2 separate regions of the Homo sapiens genome follow, and region 2 is linked to region 1. The links are chromatin loops, found by intact Hi-C in ENCODE. Cell type or tissue: gastrocnemius medialis. All regions are shown on one strand. Links, peaks and the distances in the headings refer to the core of each region. The heading gives the core; the rest is flanking DNA. Region 1 overlaps N4BP1 (NEDD4 binding protein 1). Region 2 has its middle 8.5 kb from the start of SIAH1.

The links. Peaks named below come from ENCODE experiments on the same cell type or tissue, not always from the same donor. Only the 100,000 strongest peaks of a DNase experiment are listed, where the experiment ranks them.
Region 2: it touches region 1 in a loop (2.6-fold over the local background); 6 of 110 quality-filtered maps call a loop at or near these places.

Annotation. Positions count from the first base shown.
Region 1 is chr16:48,555,594-48,560,971 of GRCh38, reverse strand. N4BP1 (NEDD4 binding protein 1) reads left to right here. Exons shown (of 7, transcript NM_153029.4): 2 at 1-218. Among named protein-coding and RNA genes, the nearest start is that of N4BP1, 52 kb to the left of the region's middle. RefSeq lists a silencer at 3,560-3,854. In gastrocnemius medialis, for the core only: no CTCF peak of the experiment used is centred there; a DNase peak (open chromatin) is centred at 2,512; H3K4me3 peaks cover 534 bases; H3K27ac peaks cover 2,382 bases.
Region 2 is chr16:48,391,214-48,396,591 of GRCh38, reverse strand. No RefSeq gene overlaps it. Among named protein-coding and RNA genes, the nearest start is that of SIAH1, 8.5 kb to the right of the region's middle. In gastrocnemius medialis, for the core only: no CTCF peak of the experiment used is centred there; a DNase peak (open chromatin) is centred at 2,531; H3K27ac peaks cover 3,093 bases.

The DNA.
Region 1 (5,378 bases), core at 125-5,124:
TGCTCAACCCTTTCTCCACCAATGCCACTGCCCCAGCTGTTACCTTCGGTTACTGATGCAAGGTCGGCAGGACCTTCTGATCATATTGATTCCTCAGTTACTGGGGTTCAAAGGTTTCGAGATACTCTAAAAATACCCTACAAGCTGGAATTAAAAAATGAACCAGGGAGAACGGATTTGAAACACATTGTTATAGATGGGAGCAATGTTGCAATTACGTAAGTCCATTCTCTGCAGATTATTTTATTTTAAATAGGGCTCTAAATGGTGTCTCAGAATCACATGTATATGGGAACTATACATACATGTTGTATATAGTTGATCTGTAGCCTTAGGGTCGGATGGTGGAGGGGAATGGGAACCAACTGGTTGGAAAGGTTTTGTCAGTCCATCTTCTGGATTCATGAACTTTACTTCACCCTGCTGAACTTAATTTCTAAGGGCAAGAGAGGATAGAAAATTATCTTTTCACGTTGCATTGCTCAGTGATATGTAGTATAGTGACTTTTAAGTCATTAAATTCTTAATATTGTGAGTACCATTATGTTCTAATCTAAATAAGAGAACACAGCTTAAAGCAAAAGGATTTTTTTTTATCTTATTATGCTGGAGTATGCCTGATCTCTAGCCAAGAGTGTGCAGTGGTAACAGGTGTGATGTATTTCTGTGGATAGAGCAATGGCAATTTCCTTTCAAAAGTAGTCACTTTGAGCTTCACTGTGGGCCTCTGCTCTTACTAAAAGTTTATAATATTTGTTTTTAGTAAAAGACATCATTTAATGAACCTGTTGTTTCTAGTTAGCCTGTCTTGGAACTCCTCTTAGTTGAAAATCCTCTGATTTGAAACCTGTACGCTTGGGTTTTTTTTCTAAGGGGCAGTTTAAGATCGTGGCTAAGGAGAGTGTGAGGGTCAAGAGCCTCCCTGCACTGTGGACCAGCTGTTTGATTTGGGGCAGGTCACTTAACTGTTCGGAGTTTCAGTTGCTGCAATCTGTTGCCTTCTGACCTGTCCTTAAGGACATCTTTACCATATCATTTCAACAACTATGTAAAGTCTGCCTTCAGTTTTCAAAACCAGTCACCCCATTGTTAAAAGAAAAACTTAGGGCAAATTACATTTAGCAGAGTTGATCTGCACGAACAATGATTTACGAATCTGGCAGCACCCTGAACCAGGAGAGGTTCAGAGAGCTTCACCCAGCAATGAGGGCTGGCAGTATTTATAGGCAGAAAAGGGAATTGCCCTGCAGAAACAGCTTGATTACCTACGGGTTGGCATTTGCCTTATCCAGGCATCCTGTGATGAGGCATTTGCCTTATGTAGAAGTGGTCTGAACAATTGGCAGCCTGTGATTGGCTGAAGCTTGGCTGCTGTGATTGGCTGAGACTCAGCCATTTTTTTTTACAAGAATACTCTTAGGTTGCCATTTGTTCACATACTAAGGTTGCAGGTCACTATGTATGGAGGCACCTTTAGGCCAAATTTAATTTAATTTAACACCATTGATTTTTGAAGAAATATTCAAGGTCTGGCATTTTAAGTAGCCGCAATTCAAGAAACAGGACACCTGGACATGGAATGAGAGAGAAGTTGCCAAATCTTAAAAATACTTTTCTGAATTGCTGAATGTTTGTGTAACTTCTTTTTTAGGAGTTCTGAAAGATCAGTAAATGCCCTGAGTTTTTAAGAATACCTATTAGGATTGAAAAATAAATGTTATTTTTGAAATATATGTTTATAGTATATTTGTAATTTTTTGTTTTGTAAATTTTTTATTAGGATTTTCAAATACATAAGATAAGATAATGAATTCCCAGGGGTTCATCACCCACCTTCAACAATTACCAGCTCGTGATCAGTCTTGTTTCATCCTAGCCCTTACTTCTTCTTTCCACCCCTATTATTTTGAAGGAAATCTCAGATATATGGTCATAAATATTTTAATATGTATTTTTTAAAATATAAGGATTCTTCTGCTTTTTATTATTTGAATGAATTATCGAAGCTGTGTTTTGCTGTCAAAAAGAAAATGTCATCATTTCAGATGTTAAAGTTTGAAGACAGGCAGCAAAAATATGCAATATGCTTATCTTCATTTCCAAATAATACTGTTTATTGTCATTTCACTTTGGTTTTTTTGGCAGCCCTGTTAGGGGAAACCCAGCAAATGATCCGCAGCTGCATAGCGATATCTAAGCAAAAATGTCACTTCAGTCACCCACACCCCAAGCCCGGAACAAGTTCTTCATTGTTACGATTTCTTGAGCCAACTCGTGACACAAAATTTAGGTCACAATTGTGAGCAATTCTCATCCTCTTTCACTTTTCTATATGTGGAAGGATTTTCCAAATAAGAAATGCAAGGTTAACGTAGAATGAGCAGCGATCCTGATGCTTTTTATAAACCTTTTGGGGTAGTTAACAGGCATATTTCTCAGCAGGGTCACTGTTGGAATTTAGAGTGGTGCTGCCTATCCGTGACAGGATGTTTTGCAAATCTAGTCCCTCCCACTTTGCTTATAATATCCTTCCCCAGTCGTTGTGACACCTCAAACACACTCCTACATATTTCCTAATGCCCTGAGTACAGTATCATCTCTTTTGAAAACCACCAATTATTACACTAAGGGAAAGCTGCAAGCTTTCTTTTTTTATTTCTTCTTTTTTTTTTTTTTTTGGAAAACTGATTGTTTTGGGAGGATTTACATTTTCTTTGGATTCACAGATGTCTCTGTTTAAAGGCAATACTTTTACAAGAGAATGTGTTACTTTAAGAAGACAGACTTGTACTTAATTTGATGTAAATTGATCTGAAAATATCAGTAATTAAGATTTACCCATATTCTAGGAAGAAACTGCGTAATGGGTATAGAGTTTTATTTTGGAGTGACAAACATTTTGGAACTAGATGTAAGTGGTGGTTGCACGGCATTGCGAACGTAGTAAATGCCATTGAATTGATTATTTTAGTCGTGTGAATTTTACCTCAATTTTTTTTGGAAGTTGGAAAAAAATCAGCCCTTATTTTAAATCAGTTGCTTCAATGTTAAGTGTGAATAAACTTTGACTAGATTCCATGAAGAAACTGATTTGTGTTTCTTCTGTTCAGTGAACTACCTCTAATACCCATAGTCCCTGACACATAGTAGGAGCTCAGTAAAAACTTGTTGATGAATTAAAGGCAAATTAGAATTTTTCTTTTTTTAAGAGGTAAAGTCTCACTATTTTGCCCAGGCTGGACTCAAACTTTTGGGCTCAGGCAATCTTTCCTAGTAGCTGAGGCTATAGGCATGCCTTACCATGCCCAGTTTAGGATTTTTTTAGTGGCTTTTTACTACCTATTTGTAACTTCATGGTTACTATTCCAGTGGCCAGTTTAGATTTTTAACTGAGGCCATATATTTAATGCAACAAATATTTGAGATTTTAAAGCCGAATCACCCATTATTATGTGTCAGGCACTGTATTTTTAAAAATGCAACCTTCACACCAATTGTGAGTCAAAAGTTATAATTTATACAACATGAAGTGGCTTAAAAATGTTTTCCAGGGTTACATGGATAGAGATTTGGGCCCATAATGTCTTTCCCCAGAGCTGCTGTATACCCTCTCTCCTCCAGCAGAAGTTAAGGTTGGAATTTTCAGGCCAACGCATCATTGGATACTTAAGTCTTGGGTTGCATAGCACTGCTGACTAAAGCTCACTGATTTGACCCAAGTAGTTGGGGAAGTACTTATTTGGTCCTTAAGCAATAGGATCTGTTGGTGTGAGCCCCACCCTAAAGCAGCCTAGGCCCACCCTTCGATGTATTTTTGTAAAGCCTTTGTTCATTTGCCTATCCAGAATGAGGTCTGCAGCCCATACCACCATGAAAACCTCCACAGTACCCTGTTTAATGCTGCCAATTTTGTATACCTTGTTCTTGCCCCCTTGTCACCATGAATGAGTCAAATGATGAGTAAGTGGAAATTGTTTGTGGTGTATGGCTAGACAGCACAGTAGTGGCCAAGAAACATTTGGGCTCTGTCAGCCTGAAACTTCAGCATGAGAGCCCCTGACATATGGGGTGATAGTTTTCCATGTAGATGGGGTTTGCCCCTTCCCTTGCCAGAATTAAGTATTTTAGCCATTTTTTTTTCCATACTAGTCTTTTCCATATTAGGGTTCCATAAAAAGAAATCGCTTTTTCCTGGGTAACTCAGAAAGGACTTTCCATTGTCCCCACACTGCCCTGTCTGGTGCTATGGCTGCCATGAGTTTTTATCAGCTGTGTGTCACCCATCTCTCCTCCACTTTGGACACTTTCTTTTAGTTGCCAGCATTCTATAATATGGCAAACAACCAGATGATATAACCTTTAACCAATTATATGGAAGCAGGCATTTAAATGTCTTGAGGGCCTGGACACCTGGCCTCCCAGACTTGATAACTGTTCATTCTGCATTTGGAACTGGGAGCCCCAGAGCTTTGGCCTTCCCATAAGTAGCAAGGTGTTATTATATATATACTTTGGGTCGAAATAGACCTTTGGTCTGGGTTTACCTGTCAACATGCTACTCTGGTTTGATTGCAGAGAGGCTAGGAGACAGTGATGAGTAAGCACATGTCTGCCTGCTCAGGGTATAGGACTTGAAGTAGGAAGAAGGGTCCTTAATCGACCCTCTGTATTATTTTGAGGACAATAATTTGGCTTCACTTAATTTTTTGTCATTGTAGTTTTATTTTTTGGGTAAATTTGTATGTTCTCCACCAGAATTTTGAACCTCTATTTTAATTCCATTCCTGAGATTTTTTTAGAGTATCAAAAGTGATATGATCTTATTACTGAGAATAACACTTTGGAATTTAGTTGAGAGCTGATGTTTCTAGAACCTCCATCTGTTCCCCCTCTAGACTTGTAAGGAGTCCAGGGCAGCAGAATTCATCGGTCTGCATTTCCTTCCTTGTTACATAGTGACCCAGTGGAATTGAACTGGGTACTCCTCCTCTATCCAGTTCCTCCTCTTGCCATCACTAGAAGCTTTAAGGAAAAGAGGGAGAGTAGGTAGCACACATTTGTATCTGTCAAAGTAATCAGGGAGCCACCTTAAAAACCTTTTCAGTGCAGTTATCTCAAGGGTTATCCTTTTGAGGACTAAATATACATATTTCTTGGTTTTTCTAAGAACCAGCAGGTTGTTCTGTTGTGGATTTTCAAATTAGGGCTGTGGTTGATGTTAACTCTGGGCATGTCCCTGCTGTTAAGCAATTAGAGTGATGGATGATTTATTGTTTTTGGAAGATTAAAAGAGGCCCCCTTTAAAGAACCACCCCCAGTCTTTTTTCTAGTTAAAAATGTCACTTTGTTACCTTCTTGCCATATTTGAATGCCTTTAG
Region 2 (5,378 bases), core at 189-5,188, 160 kb after region 1:
ATAATAAATATTTCAACTAAGGCAGGCCATACTATGATGTAACTTTTCAACTCTGCTGTTAGCCGCCATAGACAAAATGTAACTGAAGGGGTATGGCTGTGTCTCGATAAAACTCTATTCATGTTACTAGATAATTCAGGGAATGGGAGTTAAAAAAAAAAAAACTTTATTAATGGATGCTAAACTTTGAATTTCATATAATTTTCTTTTGTTCTCTCCTTTCTTTCTTTCTTTTATTTTTTTCTCTCTTCCCCATCCCCTTCCACTTCCCTTTCCCTTTCCTCTTCTTTTTCTTTCAAGATAGTATCTCACTCTGTTGCCCAGGCTGGAGTGCAGTGGCACAATCATGGCTCACTGCAGCCTGGACCTCCTGGGCTCAAGCAATCCTCCTGCCTCAGACTCCCGAGTAGCACGCCACCACGCCAGATAATTTTTTACTTTTGTATTTATTTATTTATTTTTTGAGATGGAATGTCACTCTGTCACCCAGTCTGGAATGCAGTGGCCCAATCTCGACTCACTGCAACCTCCGCCTCCCAGGTTCAAGCGATTCTCCTGCCTCAGCCTCTGAAGTAGCTGGGACTACAGGTGCTCACCACCATGCCCAGATAATTTTTGTATTTTTAGTAGAGACGGGGTTTCACCATGTTGGCCAGGCTGGTTTTGAACTCCTGACCTTAGGTGATCCACCTGCCTCAGCCTCCCAAAGTGCTGGGATTACAGGCATGAGCCACGGTGCCAAGCTCCATAATTTTCATGTGTCACGAAATATTCTTCTTTTGATTTTTTCCAACCATTTAAACATGTAAGGCCGGGCTCTATAGAGTGTTCTTTTAATTTAAACAGAACAATAGCTAAGAATAATATGAAGTAAAGGAGAGTACAAATGATTTGTGGGCCAATAGAATAGTCTAACAGTGGCTCAACAATAACCAAGTTGAGCAATGCAGTCATAAATGTTTACTGTGCATAAAACCCTACAGTCTGGTTCAACCTAGCTGTCCAGCAGTGTCTCCTCCAGGCCCCAGTGAAAGCGGGCTTCCATTTCCCCAAACACAGACCCTGCACATTGCCTAGTTCCTCTGTCTAGAATACACCCTCCCGTTGTGCTCATTAAAAGCATATCCTGCCTGGGCACAGTGGCTCATTCCTGTAATCCAGCACTTTGGGAGGCTGAGGCAAGAGGATCGCTTGAGGTCAGGAGTTCTAGACCAGCCTGGGTAACATGGCAAAACCCTGTCTCCACCAAAAACAGAAAAATTAGCCATGCGTGGTGGCGCATGCCTGTAATCTCAGCAACTCGGAGGCTGAGGTAAGAGAGTCTCTTGAGCCCTGGAGGCAGAGGTTACAATGGGCTGAGACAGTGCCACTGCACTCCAGCCTAGATGTCAAAGCAAGACCCTGTCTCAAAAAAAGAATTTAAAATTTGAAAAATAATAAAAAGAAACAAAAGCACATCCTCGAAGGGCCATATCAAATGCCACCTCTTAAAAATTCTACGGCCAGGCACGGTGGCTCGTGCCTGTAATCCCAGCACTCTGGGAGACCGATGCAGGCAGATCACTTGAGGTCAGGAGTTCGAGACCAGCCTGGCCAACATAGCGAAACCCCCATCTCTATAAAAAATACAAAAATTGGCCAGGAGTCACGGCACATGCCTGTAATCCCAGCTACTTGGGAAGCTGAGGCACGAGAAGCACTTGAACCCAGAAGGCGGAGGTTGCAGTGGGCCAAGATTATGCCATTGCACTCCAGCCTGGGCGACAGAGCAAGAGCTTGTCTCAAAAAAAAAAAGAAAATATTCAATGATTCTTCCCTACCCCTCATAAATGGTATTTTCCCTTCTCTCTCCCTTCTCCTTGTGCCCTGTTCTCTCAGTAATAGCTTGTTTGTGCCTCCATCATTGTACTTATAGTCTAGTTATTTTTTGCTATTTATCTTACTTCAAACCAAGCTTCTTGAGGTGTGGGGCCTTCACTCAGGATCCCTCAGTGCCTGGCATATAGCAAGCACTCAGGAAGCATCTCTCGAGGTTGTTTCTTGGAATTGAACACAGGGTATGACGTCACTCCGGCCACTGTGTAACTGACATAATGAAGTGGGAAGAGATTGGCTAGTTGAAATTGCAGTAAATGGAATGGGTCTGGTGCGTTACTCGTTCTAGTTAACGGAATGAAGTATTGTCCCCCACCCCCCACCAAAATAAAAAACAAATGGAGTAGGTCTGGATGGGGGTGTTGGGAGGCAGTGAAGGGAAAGGCTGTGCCTCTGGGGCACAGCTGGAGGAGAATCCTGTTTGGTGATTGAGGTGGCATGACTAGTCTGTCTTAGTTATGCCTTCCGCAGGAAGCAGGTCTGAAAAGAGAGAAAAGTAGGGCTTCTTAGAGCTTCCCACACACAGGAGAGGCTCAGCAAAGAACACAGTGAAATTCAACTGCTGATTCTCTCCGGGCCTCAGGAGAGCAGGGTTCTGAGAAGGGCCTCGCGATACACATCGTGCCCCAGTTACACCGAGTGAATCAGGCTCTGATGCAATTGGCAATAGGCCTTAATCACAAGCTTCATCTCACAGGCTCCGCACAGATGAGCTTTGTCATTTCTCTGAGGGAATCACTGTCATTTCTCTTCCAGGCTCAAAGCAGCTCCCCCTGCCCCGTGTAAAGCGCTGATGAGATGGCAATTTAAACTGCTTTGATGACCAGGTTTCATTAGGTAAGAAGGCCCGATTAAGCAACGGTGGCCCAAATAACCTCAGTGGTTCAGACACTGTTTTTCAAAGCCAGCAGAAGTCTTGCCAAATTAAAGGATGTCAGGATGAGATGCTATGAATATCAGTTTCCTTCTCTCTGGCAATGGAGAGGATTAATTAAATGCCTGTGAAGTGCTTTGAAAATTTAAGCTGTTGAGAATTATTGTTCTGTGTAATAGGGAAAAAATAGAGTTCTTGGCTCATTAAAGCTGTAATGTTGCAAGCCTGAGCACTATTTTCAGGATATCTTTGAGAGCTACATTTTTATTAAGAGGAAGAAAAGAGAAATGTGTCTATGAATACAGATATACAGTGTACATGCTGGAAAGTCAGTTGGGTTAATCAGTATGTCTCTTGATTAAGAAATGAACTGGAGGCTGGGTGTGGTGGCTCATGCCTATAATCCCAGCATTTAGGGAGGATGAGGCAGGAGTATCACTTGAGCCAGTGAGTTTGAGTCCAGCCTGAGCAACAGAGTGAGACTTTGTTTCTAAATAAAAAAAAAGAAAGGCTGGGGGCAGTGGCTCACGCCTGTAATCCCAACACTTTGGGAGGCCAAGGCAGGTGGATCACCTGAGGTCAGGAGTTGGAGACTGGCCTGGCCACCATGGCGAAACCCTGTCTCTACTAAAGACACAAAAATTAGCTGGGTGTGGCGATGGGTGCCTGTAGTCCCAGCTACTCAGGAAGCTGAGGCAGGAGAATCACTAGAACCTGGGAGGCCAAGGTTGCAGTGAGCCAAGATCGGGCCACTGCACTCCAGCCTGGGCAACAGAGTGAGACTCCATCTCAAAAAAAAAAAAAAAAAAAAAAGAAATGAATGAACTGGGAGAAACTGTTTCTTATTGATTACCACAATCAGTACAGACAGTTATTAAGAATCAGTTGCTTAACTGTGTAGGGACAGTTTCACTAAAACTAGCAGACAGGTATTTGTTTTCTTTCAATAGGATCAAGGGATGAAAAGACTGAGATTGTATACATGTAAATACCAAGTTCAGTGAGTTTCCATGGCCTCTTCTGTCTTAATACAACTTACCAAACAATCCAGACAGATTTCTGCCTCCACTTTGTTGATTTACCCAGGTATATTTTGGCTTTGTTTGCAGATATTCGGTGACATTTGGAAGGGTGCTGTCCGCAGCTGCCCCTCACCTCTCTTTCACTCTACATTGACTGAGGATTTACACTTTGTTTTGTGTCTGTACTAGTTTCCTATCGCTGCTTTAACAAATTACTGCAAACTTAGTGGGTTGCCACAACATAGATGTATTATATTACAGTTCCAGAGGTCAGAAGTCTAAAATTAGTCTTATGGGGCTAACATCAAGGTGTCGGCCGGGCTGACCCCATGTGGATACTCCAGGGAAAGAATCTGTTTCCTTGCCTTTTCAGTTTTCTAGAGGCCTCCTGCATTCCATGGCTCATGGCCCCTTTCTGGGTCTCTCTGACCTCTGCTTTTGTTGTTGTTGTTTGTTGAGATAGAGTCTTGCTATGTTGCCCAGACTGGTCTCAAACTCCTGGGCTCAAGTGCTTCTCCTGCCTTGGCCTCCAAAGGGATTACAGGTGTGAGCCACTGAGCCTGGCTCAGACCTCTTGTTATCACGTCTTCTATCTCTTGGCCCATGGGATAGTCCAGGATAATGTCTTCATCTCAAAATCCTTAACTCAATCACATATGCTAAGTCCTTTTTGCCACATAAAGTAATTTATTCACAGGTTCTGGGGATTAGGTTGTAGACTTTTTTTTTTTTTTGAGATGGAGTCTCCCTCTTGTTGCCCAGGCTGGAGTGCAGTGGCACGATCTTGGCTCACTGAAACCTCCACCTCCCAGGTACAAGCAATTCTCCTGTCTCAGCCTCCCGAGTAGCTGGGATTACAGGCATGCACCACCATGCCTGGCTAATTTTGTAGTTTTAGTAGAGATGGGGTTTCTCCATGTTTGTCAGGCTGGTCTCAAACTCTCGACCTCAGGTGATCCACCCGCCTCCGTCTCCCAAAGTGCTGGGATTACAGGCATGAGCCACCGTGCCCAGCCAGGCATTTTTTTTTCTTTTTAAGACCAAGTCTTGCTTTGTCAACCAGTCTGGAGTGCAGTGGTGCAATCTCAGGTCAGCAACCTCTCCACCTCCCAGGTTCAAGCGATTCTCCTGCCTCAGCCTTCCAAGTAGCTGAGACTACAGAAGTGTGCCACCACGCCCAGCTAAATTTTTTTTGTTATTGTTGTATTTTTAGTAGAGACAGGGTTTCTCCTGACCTCAAGTGATCCACCCACCTAGGCCTCCCAAAGTCCTGGGTTTACAGGCGTGAGCCGCCTTGCCCAGCCTTGAGCCTGCTTTCTCATTCAAATATCACATAGACTTTAGACTGGCCGCGGTGGCTCGTGCCTGTAATCCCAGCATTTAGGGAGGCCTAGGTGGGTGGATTGCTTGAGCCTAGGAGTTTGAGACCAGCCTGGGCAATATGGTGAAACCCCGTCTCTACAAAAAATGCAAAAATTACCTGGGTGTGGTGGCTATTTTGAAAGCTGAGGCAGGAGGATCGCTTGAGCCCAGGAGGTCGATGCAGCAGTGAGCTCTGATCGCACCACCGCACTCCAGCCTGGGTGATGGGGCAAGACCCTGTCTCA